Linked DNA regions of Homo sapiens: region 2 is linked to region 1. Evidence: chromatin contacts called from ENCODE Hi-C or POLR2A ChIA-PET data. All regions are on one chromosome and are shown on one strand. Each heading gives the region's core, a stretch centred on a gene start or an enhancer-like site at or near the end of the contact. The rest is flanking DNA. Distances are from core to core; before and after follow the strand shown.

What was found. Hi-C counts contacts between places; a loop is a spot of excess contacts on that map. ChIA-PET counts read pairs that join two places held with the same protein, here RNA polymerase II (POLR2A).
Region 2: a map of gastrocnemius medialis shows a loop between it and region 1 (5-fold over the local background). The contact joins two enhancer-like sites. A Hi-C loop is called at or near these places in 2 of 168 maps with a recorded cell type or tissue (Caco-2 and gastrocnemius medialis). POLR2A ChIA-PET finds 5 or more read pairs at or near these places in 5 of 52 experiments (AG04449, MCF 10A, OCI-LY7 and 2 more).

Annotation. Positions count from the first base shown.
Region 1 is chr3:189,777,962-189,782,911 of GRCh38, reverse strand. The region is part of intron 3 of TP63 (tumor protein p63); the gene reads right to left. Among named protein-coding and RNA genes, the nearest start is that of MIR944, 49 kb to the left of the region's middle. Within about 2 kb of position 2,156, at least 3 of the 41 ENCODE cell types and tissues checked have a DNase peak (open chromatin) inside an H3K27ac peak, as active enhancers do; they include gastrocnemius medialis, where a contact is called at or near this core.
Region 2 is chr3:189,811,052-189,816,001 of GRCh38, reverse strand. All of the region lies in intron 4 of TP63 (tumor protein p63), which reads right to left. Among named protein-coding and RNA genes, the nearest start is that of MIR944, 16 kb to the left of the region's middle. Within about 2 kb of position 1,886, at least 2 of the 41 ENCODE cell types and tissues checked have a DNase peak (open chromatin) inside an H3K27ac peak, as active enhancers do; they include gastrocnemius medialis, where a contact is called at or near this core.

The sequences.
Region 1 (4,950 bases), core at 907-3,406:
TACAACACTAGTACAAGCACTAGCAGCTACTATTATTTAAAATATTTTTTAAAATTTCTTAGAGTAAAAACTCATCAACAAAATTAAGTTCCTCCTATTGCTATTATACGTTATTCATTAAAATAAACATATTCATCTGTACTCCCATTGACTGGTCTACTTTGGAAAGAGAAGGTCTTAAATCAAACTAAATTGTGTTTGAATAGTGATGTGTTTAGTTTCTTTGAACTTTCATCTCTAAAAGGTAAAATATCACCTTACATTATAATATTTAACTTCCCTAATCAGCCCTATGGCACTATTTAGTTTATGATAGATTCCAAATAAATTTCAGTATCTTTTATTGTTGTATTTATCAATATATGTATTTCTGAAGATGGCTACTAAATATCTCCTATAAATTCTTATTTTTTAAAGCACTGTATTGTCTTATGTTTGAATAGCCGGATTAAAACTATATATTCCAGTCCCTGGCCCCCCTACTTACTGCCATATCCTCCATACAGCTGCCACCATGGCAAATGGTCATAGACGCAGTCAACTGCCAGCAAGGAATAGTGGAAAGAACTCTGGAATCAACATCAGGAAACCTGGGCTTCGGGTTTCACCTCTTTGATTTTGAGTTAGTCTCTTCTGCTGAATGGATAATGAATAAGTATTCACTCAAGTTCACTGCATAACACATCACTTTTCCTTCTGATTCCACACTGGGATATATTATAATACAAGCCCAGATTTTCATAATTCATTCTACCTTGAAACCATAAAAATGAAACCCCTCTTGCATTTCAGGATCATGCATGAAAGGGCACTGTTCTAAGAGTCATGAATTTTGGGTTAAGTTCTGCATCTGCCAGTAAATTCATTACATTACTTGAAGCAAGACACTTCCCCTGCCCATGCCTCAGGTTTTCAACCTGTTAACTGGATTTAGTGTCATTATATATTCGGCATCCTATATAATTGTGATCCTACTCTCCTTGGAGATGGCATTTGTCTATTTAACCTAGATTTGATTTACTATTGATGAAGACAGACAACTTCCCTCTCAACTTTACATCAGATGTCTGCTCCTTATGGTATTTCCACCCTAAAGGGCCAGTGAGGCAGCTAATTTTATAGACTAGTTGATTTCTACCAAGATTTCAGCCCTGGCAATTTTAGGCTTCACTTTTAGTTCCTCAATTTCTCTCTCCTCAGCAGGAATAATAGGTTGGGCAGGAGATGCCTCATTCTTTCTGGAGGCTGTATTTTGAGGCAACTCAGCTTTCTTACGTAAATCTTCTCCACCCTTTCCAGGAAAAAAAAAAATCCCTAGGCAAAACAGAAAGGAGGTGTATTTACTTTGGAATCCTAGATGAACTCCAGGTGGGGCGGGGATTGCATTTTGCTCTTAGAGAGTTCTAGCGTCCGTCTCTGGTTTTAATTGCTGCCGGTCTGCACCTTTAGTTATAGCATATGTGTCCGCTAGTAGCCACAGTTCAGTTTTAGAAAATAGGAGAAGTCACAGGTTTGTGACATCAGGAATCCGTGGATAATCCCACCTGTGAATCTCCCATCCAGTATGCACACCACCTTTGCATCATGAACCACGAGGGTGGATAAGTCACTCCAAGAACCCCGTTTTCACTAATCCTCTCTGCTACACTGTTCAGGATTACATTACCCTTAAATCCTAAGTATACAGAAATGGTATATGTAAATGTGGTATCTGTAGCTATCTATATTTTTTAAAGTTCCACTTTTCTCATGCTGTGACTTGCTACAAGGCCTTGACATAGCTATCTAGTCTGTCTGTTTCTCAGCCTCTTGCAAGTACGACAAAGAGTTGGCCAAATCCTGTGGGATTTCTAAAGTCCTTTCTGGGCCTGACGTTCTCGGATTTTCTCTACGCTTATAAAGGACACCAGTCCCTCACTATGCAACTGCTTTGATAATGTCTGTTTTGGCAGAAAATAGCCCTTACCACAAACACAAAATGAGAAAAATTGCATTTTAAGAAGAAGAAGAGAATCAACATGATCCGGAAAACACACAGACTGAAACCTTAGCTGGACCCAGGATAACTGACATCACTGTCACCGCCAGCAGAGAGGTGGAAGTAATTTAGGTATGACAAACCATAGTGTTTCTTAAAACTGGGGAAGCAGCATGGACTGGCAGCTCTCCCAGGCACAAATGTCACCAGGCTGGTGTCATCTTCCTTCTGTGACACTAAGCCATGGGAGAAAAAGCACCTGTCTCTGAAAACAATTTCCACTCACTCTAAGTGTGGGGTGTAGGAGATCTTGGTCCAAAACAATAATAAAGACATAAAAACAAGTGCCTTCCTTGTGTCATTTTTGTCCCAGTGACCCTGAGTACAGGAGAGAGTGAAGTGTACATAGAATTAGGAAATAGGGGCCTATAAGTAATCTATGGAGGAAACTGTTTTCCAAAGTGAAAAACCAAATCCAACTTCAAGAGTGCAAGAAAATATTTTGATAAGAACCTAATGATCAGTTCTAGCTTTAAAGTATTCTACATTTCTGTCTAGGATGATCTAACTTGAGTACTTCTTTTGGAAAAGTCTTATTGGTGGGCAAAGAAGGGTACAGTGATTTGGGGCTGGGTAATAAGAGCTTAAGGATATGTATCCTGCATTGCAGCTTACAAAGCATACATCTCTTATATTTCACAATTTGGCAGCTCTGTAGACCCTAGTTCCTCTGTTATCTCCAACAGGCAAACTCAAACACATTCTTTAACACCCACATAACTGCTACTTCCATTTTACTCCACACTGGTTGAGTGTCTTCTATGTACTTAGCTTGTGCTTGCTAGGATCTGTCTTCTTGCTTTTTTTTGTAATTTCTTGTCTTTTCTAGGCAGTCAGTTGCTCTCTCCGTTAACATTTTACTCAATTCTTGGGATACCTATATTACTGTTGATCTGATCTTATTGCCTTTTAGTTATGTTTTCATGAATCCCACACTGAAATAGAAGCTTGAGAGCAAGGGCGATGCCCAATTTAGTTCTATATTTCCTGCAGCTTGGAAAGTATGCAGAGTAAGCATTCACATTCTGCTTGGGAGATGTCTGTTCTGGTTTGATCCATATAATAAGTCTGTGAAGTTGGCAGCGTCTTATTGTCCTTGATTCTCAGATAAGGAAATGAGGCTCTAGAGGGGTTAAACGTCATACTCAAGTTCATACAATAAACTATACTTAAGGCTGGAGCTTGGAACTCAGGTTTGCTGGCTCCAAACTTCATGCTCCCCTGTGCTACACAGGTTACTCTGTCACAGAAGAGATTACTGTCTTGCACGCATGCCTGAACATTGTGCAGGAATTCCATATCAGAGCAAATCACCTTTTTTATTTGCATGCTCTGCAAGGGAAATTGAGAGGTCCTGTGGACACAAATGGCTCCCATGGATTTTCTTTGCAGCTTTTTTCCCTACATGTTGGTCTTCTGAGCTTCCTACTGTTACAGACACAATGAACTAACTTAACTCCACCTTCCCAAGCCTGATTCACAAGTTGATTAAAAAGTGGTGCAACCAAGTAGGTGTGCCTCTGTGACCCGGGTGGTTAAGCCAGATCTTCTGGCCTATGGAGGCTGCTGGTTTGATTTTGTAAGAAAACATTATCTGCATTGATCATGAACTAGACGATTTTGTAATAATGTCACAAAGGGATTAAAAAATACTCGAGGAGTGATGCATTTTAAAAATATAGGTAATTTCCAGCAAAGATTGAAAGCTACTTTAGTGTTAATATATATGTTGCTTAAAAGTAAAGGGAAACTATAGACTGTAGCCTCCTGATAATGATGAAATCATTTCTTCAAACGGATTCAGTATGAGTGTTGTATTTAAATCACAAAAAGAAATGCATAGCAAAGTCAGGCTTCATTATAAGTCATATAAAGACACACACACACACGAGCTATGGGAAAGCTGGCTTCAGCAAAATAAAAAATAAAGCTAAGGAATTATTTGTAACTTGGTTGCTAAGTGAATGAAATGGTAATATTATACCGATCTTAATCATTTACTTACATTCTCTTCTTTAAGTATTTCTTTGATTCACGAGGTTTTGTGATAGTTTCTCTATGGGGTAAGGGATTTAAGCTACAAAGTTAAAGGGCCGAGTTGATAACAACGTAAGTGGTGTGACCAGATCTATAAGATTGTGGACAAAAAAGGGAACTGATACTTCAGTCTAAGCATCTCTTTAAAAGATATATTCAGCTTCTTTTCTCCTAACTCATTCCTCAAAATATCCACATTCTTACAATTCCTATTTAGCAACAATAATAAGTTCTTGGTCATGATCAATAGCTAGAAGACTACTTAAGCAAATTAAAACTCATGCACAATCCTCACCCATCAGACAAGTTCTACTTTCGATTCCATTATGACTCTAGAATGGAAAAGGTCAAAAATGTTTACTGGTTCACATAATAGGAAAGATTGTCACATTTGAGTTTTTCATCCTCTTACAGGGAATCAAGACAATAAAAAATGAAGGCTAAAGTAAATAATAGCTGATTAAAAATTAGTTGATTTGATTTTATTGATACATCAAACTATAGACCCATTCAGTGTATGTTAATACTAGAAGTGTGTTAGAGGCCATCAGTTAGAGGCCATTTTATTTCTCCCACATACACCTGTAGACAAACACATTTCCTTTCAAACACTAACTGAATGCTTTATTGTACATTATCCTGCAATAAGACCTAAAGAAGAATAAGACTCGGCCAGGCGCAGTGGCTCATGCCTGTAATCCCAGCACTTTGGGAGGCCAAGGCAGGCAGATCACTTGAGGCCAGGAGTTCGAGACCAGCCATGGCTGGAGTTCACCAGCATGGTGAAACCCTGCCTCTACTGGAAATACAGAAATTAGCCAGATGTGATGGCGCATGCCTGTAATCCCAGCGACTCAGGAGGCTGACGCACCAGA
Region 2 (4,950 bases), core at 637-3,136, 33 kb before region 1:
AAGTATCCAATCCTGCATGCCATTAGATTTTTAAAATATAAAATGATATAAAAATGAGAAGCAGAAAGGTCATTTGCTGTAAGAAAACAAGTTGAGAAAAATATGTTCTGATAATGTATTGCTTAGTTAAATGCAGCAAGAGATTAATCTATATGACTTTGTAAAGGAATAAAGAATTATTACTTGTGAATAAAATATACCCACTAGTAACCTTTCTCTTAGATGCTGATTCCAGTTATTTTAGTTATTTTAATAACTAACTTCCAATTAATTTATTTAAACATTTAGTAATCTCCCCTTGTTACCATTAACACCTTGCACAGGATGGCATGCAGCCTGTGTACTGTTTTGTTTGGCCTGTAGTGTTTTACAACTTTTTTTTGAATTAGTATCATCATTTTAAGATATGAAGATATTACATGCAAACCCAGGTTTCTAGTTACTCTTTTAAAAATTAATATTTAAGAGTTAATATTGTGATAATTAATTTAATATTTTAAATATTTTAATACTAGGTCTACTTTCCCCTGTGACAACAGTCTGGGATTGTAAAGCAGATGTCCTTGTAGATACAGTATATAAGCTCTTTTGCCACAGTTTCTGTACTTATCATTCGGCTCATTTATGCTACCTCCCTGACTCCAATGACATTTGGGTTTGCTACCTCTAAAGCAGCCCATTATTATTCACCAAAGTGATTTGTTACATGAAAAGGTTGTGATAATTTAATCCTGATAAAAATTTCCACGGTGATTGATATATATCATGTTCTCCATATTAATTTATGGAGAAGAGTGAAGCTATAGTAAAAAAAAATAAAGAAAGATACCATGTAGCTGATGATACCTACAAAACCAAATTAACTAACAATAATAACATAAATGAAGGAAAAAAGAGAAGGAGGGAGTAGAAAGAAGGGGGAGAAGAAATGCGGGAAGAGGAGAAGAATAGGGAGAAAGAAGAAAAGGGAAAAGCAGAGGATTTTTGCTGTTACTCTTTGTAGTAGGAAAAGAAATATAAGCTTTATTTAAATTATTCATTTTTAAAATCAATAGTTTTTATAATGTTCACATGCAATAAATCAAGATCAGTTTAATGTTAAATAGACACTCCACGGTGCAGTGAACAAATCACTCAAAATAGTATGGGAGGCTGATAAGCCTTAGATTAGATTAAACTGGCTCATCACGAATACGTTAACCTAGAGTCAATCTAAAACTCAGGCAAGAACGCTGATTCAGTTATTCTGCTCTGGATGAGGGAACAACTCTTCGGAAGCATGCCTTACAATGAATATTCATTTTAAATCCAAAACCTAGAGGTAAGTTACTTGAACCATCACCAAAAATCTCTAAGCACTTTATTTAGTACATTCTTCCTCAATACTCTGTGAACTAAGAAATAGTTTAGATAACAGATTAATATGCTCAATGCTATTATTTTCTTCATCATGGGAGTGGCACAAAAAGGCACCTGATACACATCTCACATAATTTATGAAACAGCTATGGCAAGAAGTAAAAATTATCTTGTTATGATAAACACGAACACATGTACCAGTGGCACGAGCTACTGACTTCTGCCCCTCACCAATAAAATCTAACAGCCACTGAATTGTAAGATTAGATCAAGCCCCAGATGAGACTCAGACTTTAATGGGGGAAGTGCTTCCACTGTGAAAGAAAACTGATAAATCCTATTTACCATCGAAGAGTTTGTCTGTACATCTTGTCCTTTGATGGGCTATTCTTAAGAGTCTCTAAATTCCAGAGGGCCACGCAATTGGCTGGGTTGCATTAGATTTCTGCAGAGCTGGCAGCCTTTTTCTAAAAGTCTTACATTACAGGTAACCTGATGACAGGGAGGGTGGGCCGCAGGCGCGCATCTCAGCCTGCCTGCGGAGCCAAAGGGAGTGAGCTTGCGAGACCAAGACCCATATGCTGGGATCAATGGAACTCTCCCGGGAACTGGCTGTTCCCCTTTCAAACGCCACCTCCCTAATCTCTCCACTTGCTCAAGTCAAATTCTCCACAGCTCTGAACATGACACGAAGCTGGCATGGTTAAGAAAGGCAAAGGAAGAACACTCTCTATAAATCATGGGTGAAGGCTACAGGGAACAAATTCACGGGCAGTTAACAATCAGAGTCAGAATTGAGGGCTCCTGCTGGGAACTACAATTGTTTCCTTTAATTATGAGAGAAAAAAAGTTCCTTCCCATTTATTAAAGGTTTACTGTGTGCTGGACATTGTGCTGGGCACTAGATCAGGGAGTCTGCCATACAAGACCTTGAGGTCAATGACAGGAGAAAGATACAACAGCAAAAAGTGATCCTATGTCCCAAGGGTAGGGTCCTTACTTCAGTCTGAACACAATTTAAAAAACAAAACAATGCAAAAAAAAAAACAACCTGAGGATTTTCATGGCGTATGCACACAGAGAGTACTCTCGTGTCATGAGCGGTGAAAAATAGCTCTCCAACTGGCAAAGGTGTGTGAGGCCAATAATCAAGACAGACTGAACTATGTTCACCAAGAAGCCTCATCACTAGAGGGGAGCACAAAGAAACACCGCCCCTACAAGTGGGGTTCCTTACCAGGACTCTCAATTCTCAAGCAGGTGCCACAGAAAGCTTTCTTTTTCCCTCACCAGCAACTCCCAAAGCTTTCCTTATCAGTACAGAGAATTCTTTCTAATGGCCGTATGGTTATTGCTTATAACATGCCATCTAGTTTTTCACGGGTGACTGATCAGGTTGCTTCCAGTAGTTTGTCATTATACATTAATATCTTGAGTCTGCCATAAGTAAGGCCCACTGTTATTCCTTAACACAAAGAATACAAAAAGGCATTCCCATCATGAAGCATCAGATTAAAAATGAGGAACGAATGTCAAAAATCAACAGGTTCTTAAATCTGGAAAGGGCCTCTCCTTGCACTGGCAAGGAGAGCCTACATCTGCTTGGGCAGGCTTCGGAAAGCAGCAGAGCCAGCCTGCAGAAGTCTGCATGCAGGAGAGGCTGTTATCACCCTATACCATCTATTCATATATTTGGATAGTGGATAGTATCACAGTCCCTCTATAAAGTATGCATGTTAATAGCCCAAAAGCTTTAAGAAAAAACATTAGTTGAAATTTTATTTTTCATTCTCTCAAATGAGTACCTTTAGTACAACTAAAGGTACTAAAGTTTTGTCGAAGCCTCAACAAAACTACAATGAACTCACGAACCGAAGAAATTCAAATTCAGACCCAATAAACACTTGGGAGCATATGAGTAGCTAGGTGCTAATAGGTATGTTTACATGAAGTAATCCTCATGATAAGGAAAGTATTAATGTTCCCATTTGTTCCCATTTGTAGGTGAGAAAAGTGAGGTTTAGAGAGATTGAATTTTTGGTGAAAGCCCCATATGCTGTTAGTAAGTTTCCGAGTTGAAATCTGAATTTAAGTTTCTTGCCATCTCCACACTACCATTCTTTCAACTGTCCTATGATTAACGATTCCCAACTACAATGCTAGACCAGCACTACATTATATTAAATGATAGGCCTCTGTAACTAGTATCAATTAAATTGTGGAAATAAGAAAATCTGAAACTAAAGTAAACGTTGGTTTGTCGTGTATGTATGTGTGTGTGAAACAGAGAAGATGAAAAATGTTGTCTTATTTTACTTCATTTCATTGAAAGAAGTTTAAAATAAATACCATATTTTTGTAGAACTGGAAACATAATCACATTTGTTATTTAAAACACAGAAACGCAAAGGAAAAATGCACATATACTTTAAATATATTAGCTATATTTTGACAGTAATCCTGAGGGTAAAACCAGAAAAGTTAAAAAAGAAAACTTGACATAAAAGGATTGCAAGTGATAAAATGGTACTAAAAATATTTTTATTAAAGAATTACCAGAAGACTATGCGATAAGCATGATCTCCCCCTAATGACAGCAGCTTCTGTTTCTTTCAGTTTGTGGGCAGTTCTAAAATGCAGCATTTTATTTTGAAAAATTGCTCTAAAATGCACAAATGCCTAAGAAATAGGTGTTGTATAATAAGGCACAAAAAATTTCTTTACCAGTTGGACTCTGGGACATAAGAGGCAAGCTCCAAACTACACAGGCACTGCCTGCTCCTGTATGCCCCTCCCTGGTCTCAAACCAGAGGAGAAACAGTCTAACTAGGATGGTGGAGAGACTTGAATTAGGGTGAGGGAGGCCTGGATTCTTCCCCATCCTTGGCTGGTTATTAGCCATGTGACCTTTACATCTTCAAGTTTCCTCATCTATAAAACTGGGGATTACAAACTTGGTTATGAGGCTCAACTAAGATAAATATATGAAAAAATACTTTTTAAAATGGGAAGTCTGTGTATAAACATGAGGATATATAATTTGGCTCAAAGAATTAGAAGCTAAGATGCAGGTATCCATGACGAAGAACTTACATCTTTTTAGGTGATCTCAGTAGCTGCTCAGATAAGGGTTCAAGTGCCCTAATTTAGAAGAAATGAACTGGGCCTGAAATAAGCCTGGTTGTGAACAAGAAAGAAATTTAATAAAAATATAATTACCATGTGATATGTGAGTAGAAACCTGATTGTAAAATTTATAGGTAGAATGCAGAAAAGTGAACAAAAATCCAAGAGAAGCAAAATCACTTAACCAAGGACACTCATGAATGGCAGACAATATATCGATGCGAACCAAAGCCCTTCTAAAAACTTTCTACGTTAATTATTAATACTATCATCTCACCTTAAGAAAACAGAGTAGGTTTCTCCATTCTCATCCTCTTTCTCATCTGAGGCACAGACTGAATTTTAGAAAGATCAAGTGACTTGGCTAAGTTTGCATAAATGATCAAGACCATAATCCAGGTTTTCTGTCTCTCAGTCAGTGCCTTTTTCTCATCACCACAGTGTATCCCTTTTGTCAGGGCACTG